Linked DNA regions of Homo sapiens: region 1 is linked to region 2. The links are chromatin contacts, found by Hi-C or POLR2A ChIA-PET in ENCODE. All regions are on one chromosome and are shown on one strand. Each heading gives the region's core, a stretch centred on a gene start or an enhancer-like site at or near the end of the contact. The rest is flanking DNA. Distances are from core to core; before and after follow the strand shown.

What was found. Hi-C counts contacts between places; a loop is a spot of excess contacts on that map. ChIA-PET counts read pairs that join two places held with the same protein, here RNA polymerase II (POLR2A). Pooled maps may share reads with other maps.
Region 1: a map of PC-3 shows a loop between it and region 2 (7-fold over the local background). The contact joins the promoter of ZDHHC11 here to the enhancer-like site in region 2. A Hi-C loop is called at or near these places in 3 of 168 maps with a recorded cell type or tissue (K562, MCF 10A and PC-3), 1 of 37 single-sample maps with no recorded cell type and 4 of 50 pooled maps. POLR2A ChIA-PET finds 5 or more read pairs at or near these places in 2 of 52 experiments (H1 and MCF 10A).

The regions. Positions count from the first base shown.
Region 1 is chr5:849,622-852,321 of GRCh38, reverse strand. It overlaps ZDHHC11 (zDHHC palmitoyltransferase 11), which reads left to right and starts at 1,336. Exons shown (of 13, transcript NM_024786.3): 1 at 1,336-1,941. The coding sequence starts at 1,720. RefSeq lists enhancers at 1,343-1,992, 1,993-2,644.
Region 2 is chr5:670,687-673,386 of GRCh38, reverse strand. The region is part of intron 2 of TPPP (tubulin polymerization promoting protein); the gene reads left to right. It also overlaps a transcript of CEP72 not described here. Among named protein-coding and RNA genes, the nearest start is that of TPPP, 21 kb to the left of the region's middle. RefSeq lists enhancers at 825-994, 1,592-1,761, 2,124-2,293. Within about 2 kb of position 1,354, at least 11 of the 41 ENCODE cell types and tissues checked have a DNase peak (open chromatin) inside an H3K27ac peak, as active enhancers do; they include PC-3, where a contact is called at or near this core.

The DNA of each region.
Region 1 (2,700 bases), core at 87-2,586, 180 kb before region 2:
AGATGAACGTGTTGTCTCCAGGCTCAAGGCTCAAGGCCGCTGAGCGATTCCCCTCTTCTCCTCTCTAAGATCTGTGGTCCTTCCTGGATTTGATATTCCAGGTTTTACCAATGTGACTTGGCGACATCATTTCTGTTTGTTGGCACTTTCATTTGGGTTTTGTTTTTAACTGGGAATTGTGTTTTTAATGTACAGGGTTGTCTTTCTGTGTTTCTATTTCCTTCCTTGGTAACTTTGACTTTTCTTTCTTTCTTTTTTTTTTTTTTGAGATGGAGTCTCCCTCTGTTGCCCAGGCTGGAATGCAGTGGTGCAATCTTGGCTCACTGCAGCCTCGACCTCCCAGGTTCAAACGATTCTCATGCCTCAGCCTCCCGAGTAGCTGGGATTAGAGGCATGTGCCACCATGCCCTGCTAATCTTTGTATTTTTAGTAGAGACAGGGTTTCGCCGTGTTGCCCAGGCTGGTCTGGAACTCCTGACCTCAGGTGATAGGCACGCCTCGGCTTCCCACAGTGCTGGGATTACAGGCGTGAGCCCCCGCGCCCGGCCAAAGAACCATGGTCCTGTTTCATAACTGTGAGTCTCTCGGGTCTCCCAGAGACATTCTTGTGTGACTCAAGCCCCAGGGTCCTGTGGCCCCGCATCCGCCTGGTGTCACATTTAGAGGACCAGGGAGGAGCCACCAAAGGCAGCGCAGAGCCACTGTATCATGGACGTTCACGACTGCAAGAACGAAGAATTGTTAACTATTTCTCAATGTCTCTCTTCTCAAAGAAATACATTTAATATCAACTTCATTTTCTGAAGGTTTTTTCCCAAAGAGACAACAAGGACTTTGAGCGAGGCATAACGTGGCGAAGCTTCCTAACCCTCCTCTGTAGAGACCGCCCAGCCCCTCAAGATCAACCCCCCACCCCGTAGCGGCCGTTGAGTGTCTTTCACTGCCGCTCTGTGACACCACGTCCCTCCCACCCCTGCCGCCCTCCCCACCTGACTGGCCAGGAGCAGCCGCAGCGTGTTCAGAACCTCCCAGCCACTGTCCACCCGGGCGGAGACCCCAGCCCCGCGTGGCTGGACGGGCTTCCCTGTCCTGTGGAAGGGGAGACACACAGGACCCTGTGAAGTGAGCTCTCGGGTCCTGCTCCTCTGGGAAGCTCAGAGAAGCCTCTCAGGGAGGATCTGGCAGGTTTCAGTGTTGCACCAGTGAGTAACGGCTCACGAGCTCTTCAGGCATTGCCTCAGTTTCTCACAGGCGCAGCCCTCTGCTCAGTGTGGCCTCTTTCTGACGTGGGTTTTCTTCTTGCACCTGGGGAGTCCTGGGTGGGCCTGTGTATTCGTGAACGGGTTGTGGGACCTGTCGCTGTGTGGGGGCTGTCGAGCACTCCCCAGAACGTAACAAATCCTCAGGGGAACTGATGGGCGGTCGCGCGGGCACTGGGTCCTCCACACCCTGGAGAGCCGTTTTCCGTTGCCACTCGGCTCTGGCCGGGGTCACATTCTGCAGCATGTCTGTTCATTCCCCTGGGCGGGGCCCTGCACCGACTCCAGCCCAGCCCCTGCTCCCTCTGCGGGGAACGTGGCCCCAGGCAGTGCTGGGCCATTGGCTGTCAGTGCTGGTCCTGGCGGCTGCATTCCCAGTCCCCTTGGTCTCTGTGACAGTGGGCGGGGCCGGCCCTCCCAGGATCTGACGGCGCAGGTCCTCCCCTTCTGTGTCCTGCAGATGGACACCCGCTCCGGGAGCCAGTGTTCCGTCACCCCAGAAGCCATACTCAATAATGAAAAGCTGGTCTTGCCGCCCCGCATCTCCAGAGTGAACGGCTGGTCGTTACCCCTGCACTACTTCCAGGTGGTGACCTGGGCTGTCTTCGTGGGCCTTTCCTCGGCCACCTTCGGGATCTTCATTCCCTTCCTGCCTCACGCGTGGAAATACATTGCCTACGTGGTATCCTTTTCATCGTGGCATGGTCTAAGCGGGAGGGGTTCCTGGAGGAACTTGCGATGGACCTGGCTGTGGGGTCTGGGCCATGGCTGCCCGGTGGCACCAGTCACCTGCCCTGGGCCAGACTATGTCCCCTGAGCCTGCAGGTGGGCCCAGTGGCCACTCATGCTCTGTGCAGCCCCTGCTTAGGGTCAGGACAGGACAGCGTTGGCTGAGGGGGCTCCGGAGAGGGAATCTGTCAGGAGGGACAGCAGCCCCCTGGCGTGGCGCAGGACCCGCCCTGCTGGCAGCCTTCCGCTAAAATCCCTGCGCAGCATTTTGCACATGGCCAGCACCTTTCTCCTTGCCCCTGGTGCCAAGGAGGAACAGCGCCATGCCCCGCAGGTCGGCAGCCTGCGTTTCCATGCCAAGCTTAGGCCACACTGCGAGGGCCTCTGGGCTGCCCTGCGGAGATGGCTGTCAACCCTGAACTCCTGGCTAGAAGGCGGTCCAGGGGCCAGGCAGGGTGACTGGAGGGCCCCGCACTCCACCCCTTCTATTTGGTTGCCATGGAGAGTCTGTGTTTGTCCCAGGGTGAGAGGAGGAGGGAGCCAGGATCTGAGGGCGGGAGCTGACGTCCCAGGCACGGGGAGCCCAGCTTCTCCTGGCTCCAGGGGACAAGGATCCTCTCCCCAGTGCCCCCGCAGCCAGGCTCTGAGCCCAGAGGGCCCAAGAAAGAGGCCCAGGGTCCCTGAGTGAGTCTGGGGTCCTCGAGAGAGTCTG
Region 2 (2,700 bases), core at 105-2,604:
TCAAACTGTCCTTCCCTCCTGCAGCTTGGACTCCCCTCGGGGGGTCCCTGTGATCCTGGCACGGGGTCCTGACCTCCCAGGTGTACAGCAGCAAGGGGCCTAAAAACTCACACCCTTGTCTCAGGAAGAGAGAGGAGCAGGGCCACCACGAGGCGTTGGGGACACTAGAGATTTTCCTTCGATTTCCGGGGAAAGCAAGGGGTGGTGGCGGCGGGCCTGTGGGAGTTGCTTTTGTTTTGCATTTTGGGGAGGGGGTGCCCACTGTCACTTGTGGGAGCCTCTGCCTCCCTCAGGAGCTTGGGGACCGTGAGGAAGTGGCCTTCGGTACTGCAGAAAGCTGCTGACTCTGACAGGACTTGTGGAGAAAAAGTCTACCGATTTCTGTTTTCAGGGCAGGTTGCCATGGCTCCACCGGCGTGGCGCCAGCTCGGGGTATCTGCGAGCCTTTGTTTAGTCCTCGTTGCCATGGCAGCGCTTGTTTGTTTTGATGTTACTATGTGTTAAATCTTAAACAAATTTCTTGCAGCCTTACGCCAGGTTTTTGTTGAAGCCTACTGTTAACCCAGACAATGACTCCCTCCTGCAAAGAGCGTGCGGTGGCAGCTTTAAAATATTAATGGAGGCATAGCGTGCACAGGCGGGACCGGACCACGGGCGGTGGGAGTGGGGCCCGGTAGAGCCATGGACAGCGAATCTCCCAGCGCCTCCTCGAGCCTGGGGAGGGGCCCATGCCATGGGTGCCTCAGGACCCCTGGGGTCAGGCTCAGCTGCTGCCTCCCCAACTGCACCAAACACCACCAGCCTCTGGGCGAGGGTCTGCCAGCCTTGCTCACTGGCCCCCTATGGGTCCATCTAGCTCAGGTGGGGGCACCCAGCCGATGAGGCAGAGGAAGGAGGGCTGGGCTGCGGTCTCAGCTGGCTGGGAGCCCTGGCCTCCCCCAGGACCCACGCTTGTGTGCTGGGTGTGGTGTATTTTCCCAAGTAAATGCACTGACGTTTCCTATAGACACCTGGGTGGATACTGGGTGGTGGCTTGGCTTGGGGGTTAGACTGATACCTGGACGCTGGTTAGAAGGAAGCCAGGGCCAGTGGGAGACTGAGAACAGCAGGGCCAGGCTCCCTGGGGTCTGCGGTTGCCCCGAGCGTGGAGGGCTGCTGAGCCTGGTACACCCCCCCGGCCAGCCGGCACTGGGGTCTGTGGTCACCCCAAGTGTGGAGGGCCGGTAGGACACTTTGTCCTAAAGTCTTCGGACTGTTCCCAGTACGGAAGCCAACCCAACCACCTCCCAGGAGCAGGACCCAGGTTTGGAGAGAATCCAGGTCACAGTGTGTTTGGAGGGCAGCCGCCACAGGGCAAGTGAGGTCCTCAGAGCACTGTGTGTGACGTCCTCCTGTCTGTCCATCCCAGAAAAGCAGGTGTCAGCTTCCCTGGAAGGGGCCAGGAGCCTCAGGGCTGCATTGCTCCCCTCCCCCTCCCCCGTGGTACCCAGCCCGGGGGAAGGGTGGGCTGCACTCCCCACACCCAACCCTGTCCCTCCATTGCTGTGGGTGCCACCCTGTCCCGGGCTTGCACTCGGCGGCTCTGGAGCCCTGGGGCCAGTTCTGTCTTTGGGGAGCCTCTAGTGGCCACGCCTGGCAGGGCAGGATGAACGTGGCTTCCGCAGAGTGGAGCCCCTGCGGGGGGACCCTTGGCCATGGACGTCTGTGGCTGAGGGTTCAGGAGCTTGTGGCCTCACAGTCAAGGCCTGTGGCTCCTGTACCCTGCAGGCCGGGCAGCACCAGCAATCCCCAGAGCACTGTGCGGCGACAGGCACCCGTCTCCTGCGCTTGGCCAGTGGTGGGCGTGGCCTTGGCTGTCCACTTTGCCCCATGAGCCTGACCAGGCAACACAGGTCATTTGAGAAGGTGATCTCCAAACAAACAGCCAGAAACTGACTTCAGGTGCACAGACCAAAGCCCTGCCCAGGCCGAGACTGGGGTGGATGGAGGCAGCCGAGCCCCTGGGGCCCCCTAGAGAAGGTCGGGCCCCTCAGATCTGCCCGGGGTCCCTCTGGGCCCCAAGTCCACGTCCCACCAAGGGCCACCTCTTCCTAGTGATGTCCACAGGGCGGTGACTACACACGCCCCACCCCCGCCCCTCCCCAGGAAAACGAAAAGGCCGGCAGCAACGCAAAATTAATTAGCAGCAAGCGCAGGGTGTGCGCCCAGAGGGAGACAGTGCGCTGATCCCAGGCGGCCCCTCAGGCAGGGGGGAGCCTTCGGTAGCCAGACCTCCGGAGCTCAGGCAGCCCCCCGACCGGCTGTGTGGGGGCTTCATGGTGGGTGTGCCTGGGGTTAGAGCTGGTGCAGCAATGGGAGGGCCCTGGCCCTCAGCCCGCCCTGGGGCCTGAGCTGCCGTGGCCCAGTGGACGTTGCCATCCATCCTCTGAGCCAAGTAGGGTGCAGGAAGGGCTCCGGTTTCCTGAGATGAGGGGAGAAGCCCTCTCAGGTGGCCAGACATCACCTCACCTGCCCCCAGGTGCTCAGCTGCTGGTGGAGTCACTTATGAGGGGAGAATAGGCAGGGCCTGGAGGGCTTGCCACCGACCTCTGTCGGCCCCGGGAAACGTTGCTCTAGGTCCTCTGTATCTTGCTGGGGCTTGCGGGAGGCAGGGGCGGCCAACAGGCATGGGGAACCCCAAGGCTGGGTCCTGCTGGAACG